Regions from separate parts of the Mus musculus genome. Here all the other regions are linked to region 1. Evidence: chromatin loops called from intact Hi-C (ENCODE). Cell type or tissue: left cerebral cortex. All regions are shown on one strand.

What was found. Hi-C counts contacts between places; a loop is a spot of excess contacts. Peaks named below come from ENCODE experiments on the same cell type or tissue, not always from the same donor. Only the 100,000 strongest peaks of a DNase experiment are listed, where the experiment ranks them.
Region 2: it touches region 1 in a loop (7-fold over the local background); 9 of 42 quality-filtered maps call a loop at or near these places.
Region 3: a loop joins it to region 1, with 2.9 times the contacts of the local background. A loop is called at or near these places in 2 of 42 quality-filtered maps.

What each region holds. Positions count from the first base shown.
Region 1 is chr4:9,134,590-9,137,089 of GRCm38, reverse strand. It overlaps Gm50597 (a long non-coding RNA gene), which reads right to left. Exons shown (of 2, transcript XR_001784233.1): 2 at 917-1,380. It overlaps Gm34288 (a long non-coding RNA gene), which reads left to right. Exons shown (of 4, transcript XR_881105.2): 2 at 1,566-1,626. Among named protein-coding and RNA genes, the nearest start is that of Gm34288, 6.8 kb to the left of the region's middle. In left cerebral cortex, a CTCF peak has its summit at 1,119 (motif pointing left); a DNase peak (open chromatin) is centred at 1,091; H3K4me3 peaks cover 634 bases; H3K27ac peaks cover 903 bases.
Region 2 is chr4:9,561,841-9,564,340 of GRCm38, reverse strand. The region is part of intron 13 of Asph (aspartate-beta-hydroxylase); the gene reads left to right. Among named protein-coding and RNA genes, the nearest start is that of Asph, 110 kb to the left of the region's middle. In left cerebral cortex, CTCF peaks have their summits at 546 and 1,485 (motif pointing right); DNase peaks (open chromatin) are centred at 570, 1,075 and 1,564.
Region 3 is chr4:9,358,495-9,360,994 of GRCm38, reverse strand. All of the region lies in intron 3 of Clvs1 (clavesin 1), which reads right to left. Among named protein-coding and RNA genes, the nearest start is that of Gm11816, 72 kb to the right of the region's middle. In left cerebral cortex, no CTCF peak of the experiment used is centred here; a DNase peak (open chromatin) is centred at 964.

The sequences.
Region 1 (2,500 bases):
ATATTTCGTAAATACAGGTTGGGCTGCTAGATGAGTTGCAAACATTTGCTTCGACTGTATCTATCCAGCAAAATGCATCGCTTCTCACAGGGTCATGTAACACGCAGCTGCCTGCCCAAATCGCCCAGCTATAGGCATGACTATTACACAAGAGGGCTTTCATTTACACAGGCCCAGGAGCGATCGGATAGAGGAAAGAATCAATACCGTCTGTAGAGAAATAAATCGCACTGGAAACGGGGAAGCAGGGGCTGTTTGTGTGGCAGCCAGGAATCCTCTACCAAAGACGCCATGATTTAATCTGCTGAAGAGCTTCCGGGGAAGGCTGGGGCCCACCCTTCCCTGCAGCTCTGCTTGGAGACCCTCTCAGGTTCCTGCAAAGCGCCCTTTTGACAGCCTGAGCTCAGAGTGGACTTCGCTGCCACCAAAGCCACTAGGTGAAAATCACAAAACAAAAACAAAAACAAAAACAAAAACAAAAACAAAAACAAAAACAAAACCCTGCTCGGCATCACTGCTGGTGCTTCTGAAAGCAGTATGAAAGAGATTCCTGCGACCAGCGAGCTTGCCCGCAGCCCTCACTTCACCACCTTCAGCTCCTTTCATTATTCTGTGAGCTGACTTGCCTTCTGCCTGGCCACACACAGCCTTGCTGGAGATGTGCCTGCTTCCTCGGTATTGCTATCCAGGACAATTGCATCCTTGGCCTGCGTCACAGGTCCCAGATCCCAGCCCCTCGGCCCTGAAGGCTCAGCCTTGGCCTGCCCTGCACCCCTGCCCCTGATGACGGCGCCCCCACGTGTGATTCTTGAGGATTTGGTGGTAAATGAGTTCACTGTCTCCTGCATTTTCACAAAATCCTTCTGAAGCTGGAAGAATGTGTCATCGACTGATAAAAATGCTAAATGACAACTCATTTTCATTTTGCAGAACAGAATTGTTTAATATTTCATTTCTATCACCTGCTCATTTTAGGGCAGCCCACACATGACAGGAAGGGCTCCCCGGAGAATTGCTTAAAAGGTTAAAGCTTCCGACAAGCAGCCATCCTGAGGCTCTGCTTCCCGGCGGTCGCGCGCCCAAGTCCGCCTTCGTTGATGTCTCAATGCTGCCCTCTGCTGGCGAGTGGAGCACCGGCATAGCCTGGAAATGAGACACTGAGAAGCCACAGGAGCCCAGCGGGGCTGTGAGAAGCGTGGAACACATGAAGTTTTCTACCTCCTCCAAGGGCATCCCGACCTCTTCTGAGGGTCTTTCAACTGCTCTTTCGCCAGCATGGATTCCTCTGCCAATTTTCAAGTTGTCTGCACACCAATAATGGCGAGAAGCCATGTGTCCAAAGGCTTTCCTCCCTGAAGGACTGATGGATGTTGAAGATGCCTGACAAGGTCAAATGAGGTCAAGTTGAAAAGAGCGACAGTGCATAGGGTGGACAGGTCGGATCTGAGGATAAAATACAAACGTATGCCACCAGCCACAAGCCCCATAAAATCCTCACAATGGGAACCCAATCCCTCTACTCAGCTAGCCCAACCCACATCACTCCAGCAGTCTTTCTTTTCCAGGTTTCAATTATCTGTCCTCACCCACGTTCTGAAAATGTTACGTGGAAAGTTCCATACATAAGTAAGTTGTACGTTTTGTATTGAATGCTATTCTAAGTGGGGCAATGACACTTCACAGTATCCAGTCCCTTCCTATCTGGAATGAGAATCGAACCTTTGTTCTCTGTATCCACACTATATAGGCTACCTTCCCGTTACTCACGTGACCCTCAGCTCGCTTATTGAGGTATCACAAAGTTTGTGCTCAGTAAACCAAATTTACTTGTACAACAACCCCTTCGAGCAAGACAGGCAATGCTAGGAATTTAGGCGTGCCAAAGACAAGTTGGAAAGTGCTTTTGATAAATGGGAAGGTGCTATAATAATAAGCTTAATAAGAAAAGAACAAAACGTCTAGTAACATTGTTAAGATCTACACTTTCAGAAAGACATTTAGAAAACAAGAGAAAATGACTATTAACGTTTGTTGTAATTTTCTGTCTTACTGCTCTCGTTAACCTTTTCCTGAACCTTGTTGTAGGTTAATTTATAGATTTAACTTACTAATTTATAAGTTAAATTTTGACCTAGGTGTGTATATGTAGAAATATATTAAATATACCTAAGGATATATGTATCAGTAGGATGAATAGTTTCAGGCTTCCTCTGAGGGTCTTAGAATGTGCCCTTCATGATTAAAGGGTATACTATCTTCTCTCTGCCTCCACTGGAGCTGGCCTGGGGGAAGGTCTCAGCAACCCTCCCTCTCCATTCCATGTCCAATCATAGCCACATCTGGTAGCTGCCAGGCATCCCAGCCTTCAGTCCTGGCTTTCTCAGGCCCATCCTCCACATTATGGCAAAGAGATCTGCGTTGAACAAGTGAACTAACAGGCTGTTCTTATTATGACATTGAAGAAAGCCTTATACGTTCAACTAAACCCGGCTATTCAGTG
Region 2 (2,500 bases), 430 kb before region 1:
GTGCTCAGTCCAATGGATGGCTGTAAGCATCCACTTTTGTATTTGTCAGGCACTGGCAGAGCCTCTCAGGAGACAGCTATATCAGGCTCCTGTCAGCAAGCACTTGTTAGCATCCACAATAGTGTCTGGGTTTGGTGATTGTATATGGGATGGATCCCTAGGTGGGGCAGTGTCTGGATGGTCGTTCCTTCAGTCTCTGCTCTGAATTTTGTCTCTGTTAATTCCTTCTATGGGTATTTTGTTCCCCCTTCTAAGAAGGATCGAAGTATCCACACTTTGGTCTCCTCTGAAATCTGGGGGTCACAAAATGGTTAGTCTGGCTGACCAGCAAGTCCCTGGAATCTGCCTGTCTGTCCACAGCACTGGGGTTGCAGGCATGGGCTGCTTTTGTATGACTGCTAGGTATCTAACCCCATGTCTGTAGTCTGCCAACCAAGCACTTTACCCTCAGGCTGTCTTCCCAACCCTGAGATGCCCAAATTTAAAATGGAATCAAATTATGTGTCTGCTTTAGATAGAATTGCTATATCAGTCTCTCTCCACTGGATGTCATCTTTCTCCACATATTCATATTCCAGAGCCTAAATCAAGTGAGAGCTACAAACCAAAGCAGTGCAGACAGTTGACTGGATATCACTCAAATGACTTTTTATTCCTCCATTCGTTCAACACTTATTCAGAATCTGCTGCCAAGCTCTCCTCTGTGCAAAACAGCAGATATATGCATTCACACACAAACACGAGGGGAAGGTATATAACAGGAAAAAAAACATTGTTTTTTCTTGCTCCTTACTGACCAGTCAGTAGAGATTAGAAGACTTCAGAGAGGGAGTTTTGTTCCTTCATGTTGGAGGAAAGTCTGAGGCTCACAGAGAATACTCTGAGGCCGAAAGGCATAGGTGCTCAATGCCCTTGAGTATTGGTTATTGATATTTACGGCTGAAGAATGTGAGGAGGGGGGCAGTGTTGGAGTGGGTAGATCAGAGCGGTTGAGAGTCCACAGAGAGCTTTGAAGGTCACAGCTAGGACTTCTGTCTGGTCTCCAGTAAGAAGGGAACCCAAGGGATTTGCTGTGTTTTCAGAGCCTCGTTCTGGCCAAGGGAGTGAAGACAGAAGCTGGGAAAGCAATTAGGAGACTACTGCAGACATCCAAGTGACCAACAACGACCAGGATTAGCAAGGAAGTTAAAGGGCCAGGGAGGGAGTGAGAGTGTGTGTTGTTAAATAAAATGGTGTTTTCATCGTGGGCATTTCTGTAATTTCCTTTGATTTAAACCAATACTCAATTATGTATATGTATATGTATATGTATATATATATATATATGTATATATATAATATATATATGTATATATAACCATACTCATTATATAGTATGCACAATTAGTGATGTGTTTTAACAATATATATTGTGAAGGCTTCTAAAAAGGCATTTAGAAGTTTTCTCTTTATAGTATTTTAAGAATAAACAGCACTCCAGCAAAACACCAGATGGCAGTAGAAAATAAGTCATATTTTTGCTACCAAAATAAAAAAATCACATTTGTAGTGCAGCTTAACGAAAAGGCCGAGGCAGGCAGCTAAGTTGTGGCAGTTTGGCACAACCGGAGCCTTTTGTGGAGAGTTTCTGCTCTTTTGGATAAAGGGAAGGAAAAATAAAACTGACAGGAAGAAGAACCAAGCCTCGCGCTGCTGGCTTATGCTTCTGAGATTGTGTGTGTGTGTGTGTGTGTGTGTGTGTGTGTGTGTATGTGTGTGTGTATGTGTGTGTGTGTGTGTGTGTGTGTGTGTGTGTGTGTGTATGTGTGTGCGCATGTGCGTGTGTGTGGTTAAGGGTGCATGTGTTTGTGTTTGTGTGTGTGAGTGTGTGTGTGGTGTGTGTGTGCATGTGTGTGTGTGGTGTGTGTGTGTGTGTGTGTGTGTGTGTGTGTGTGTGTGTGTATGTGTGTGCGCATGTGCATGTGTGTGGCCAGGGGTGCATGTGTGTGTGAGTGCATGTGTGTGTGTGTGTGTGTGGCGGGGGGATTTTATGGGTAACTATGTTACATGTATGCTAGACTTTGGGTTAATATCTCACTAGTCTCCGAGTTTTAGTTCTTGCTACCTTTTTCTTTGCCCTTTAGCCTGCTGTTTCTACAGTATCTTTAATTAAGTTCACTGGGCTTTCCACTGCGGCATGCATGGCTGGAACACTCCACCTTGGAGCAGAAACAGTCTTCTAAGAACAGCACCTGTCAGTCTCTGCCTGCCCTTGCTCCTTCCCTGTTGACTTCAAAAGCCGTTTAAAAATATTTTGATGACATTCCATCAGTTTAATGAAGTGCTTATCCCAATACGTTTAGTATTTGGCCGGCTGAGCATCTCAATGTGAGCTTCCCTGGCTGAGCCCCTCACCCGTGTGTTTTTACTCACTTTTCCTTGAACCACTGGACTACCTTTTCTTGTTGATTTTAGTGATGTTGATAATAGCTCCTCACTGCGTTTTGACAGTGTCTTTCCC
Region 3 (2,500 bases), 220 kb before region 1:
GAGCATCTACATAAACCTGTCTGGATTCTGTGGTTTCCAGGTTTGGCAGTCAGATTCTACACTATTTGTGCTGCTTCTCTGGCTCTCAGCTGGAAACTGATGGCAGTGGCTTTGTAACGCCGTGATTCTGCATCTTCTCTGTTCTATGTGATACAGTCGCACTTACACTCCTTAAGGACGTGGCGCTGCATATCTGTGTCTCCAATGTCTGTTCTAGTCTCGAATCAAATGCTACATAGAGACACTATGAGTGTTAGATCAGTTATGAAAGTAACACACTCAAGACAGGCCCCAGCATCGTGGAGCCTGACTGCCTGAGAGAGAAACAACTGGGCATTAGTTTCATTTGCTTTTTGTTTTTTGTTTTGTTTGTTTGTTTGGTTTTTTTGCTATGTTTTTGTTTTTTGTTTTTGTTTTTGTTTTTTGGCTGGGAGATAGACCGTACACTACAAGAACCAATTTGTGGTTTTAAAGTCAGGAAAGTGGCAACCTTTGCTGTTAATTTTTAATACACAGGACCACTAGGTCACAAGATCTGATTTTTTTTTTTTGTTCTTCCATTATTTACCAAGCTACTTTCAGTTTCTAAAAATTTACCTGAAATTACATTTTGTGAATGTAACTTATATATTATATTTCCACATACAAAACCAGATCGTTCTAATATAAAAAAAAAACTACATTTTGATTTTTTTCTCTGCACTAACTAAACATAGGTTAGCAATGTTTAGTGGATATTTAGAAACAAATACTTCCATTTTCACAAAATGAACTCACATGTTTATTCCCCCAAAGAAGACTTTCTCCCGTGGTAAGACACATAGAAAAGTGTGAGATCGTTAGTTGGTCTCCATGGAAACTAAAGTCTCATTCATAAAGGCTGCCTGAGTTATTATCCCAACCATATTCTACATGTTTTATCTTGAAGGGCCTGCTATGCTTCCGATGTAGCACCTTGGGAAAACCCCCTTTATCTCTTCAGTCTTGTAAGGGATGAAGATGCCACGGGGCTCTTACTTATACAGGGAACTGTCAGACATCTACAGCATCTCATGGAAAAGCACTTCGAAAGGAAACTGGTCCAGAGACAGACAGATGGGAAGGGAAAGGCAGACTGAATCTCCAGGCACCCTTCCCCTTGTAAGGCCAGGTCTGGCTGAGCGTAGAGGACAGCATAGCTCAGAATTGTCCCTCTGTGTAAATCCTTCCTTCATATCTACTCTGCTTGGCTTTGACATCAGTTGATCTTCTAGCCCTTAGAAATAGAAAACTCTAGGTGATGCTTGCAAGGGCTCTTATTTTCTACACATGGTTCATGAGAATGTGGGTTATGCAGGGAAAGGCCCTTTAGGAATGCCAAGTGTTGCTTGGACTTGATGCTGGGTTTCCCCCAGGACATAAACCAAATTAGATATCTGTAATGTCATCTTTCTGCAGATGTATTACAATGATATATTCAGAACAGAATCCCTGGACAGACACTCCAGACTTCATTTCATAATCACAAGAGACAGAGTTCTTTTCTTTGACTCTTTGAAAAATATTATTCTCTAACTAAAGAATTCACAGAAGCTAACACTTTGTCCAGACTGCACTTTGGCTGGGGTATGAAGGACCCAACGCTTTCCTCCAGCGGCTCTCCTCTTTCAGCAGAAAAAGGATCCTGAACATGTCCTCCGCTACCGTCTTCATGTTTCCTCTGCTTTGGTTTCTTCCATGTCTCCAAGACTGTAGTCTGGTGCGATGTGTTTACTGACAGTGGGATGTGTATCTTCCTCTCTCCACCCAAAGCTTCGAGCTGGCTCCAAGTCCCTCTGTGCAGCCCGACTCTCAGCACTTGCATCCATCCTTATAGCTCCCTGGACATCTTGCCTGCCTTCCTCTGTGGTTGCTCCTCATCTGAGCTGATGCTTCTCTTTCTTCTCTTGAATTATTCCCTCAGTCACTGCCTCCCATTCCTTAGTTTTGCCTGAATATTACCTTTTCTGGAATTTCAGGTACTGTGAAATCTAGAAAATCACAAAATTTCCAGGAAAATGGATGAACTTAGAATGTATATTAAATGATGTGATGTCACACAATCTCAGAAATGTATGTTTTCCTAATATGAGGATCTCATCCTATAATTATAATGTATGTGTGAGTATATATATATTGTATATAATATATGGTTTATAATATATGATGTGTGATATGTGATATACACTATATAAAATAGGATATAATATGTAATACTTAATACATAATATGCAATACATATATAATAGGCAACATGTTATATTACATATAACACAACATATTTATAAATATATATTTGGACCATTAGGTGATAAGGAATGAGTGATGGAGGCAGTGAACATGTGAGAAATAAGGCAGACCTTTGAAGATTACAATACAGCACAGCGTCTACTCCCACTCTGCTTTCTGATGCAAAGATGTTATAAGCAGCCATTGCCTGTTTTCAACTATTTTTTTAGATTATATTAAAGACAGGTTTATT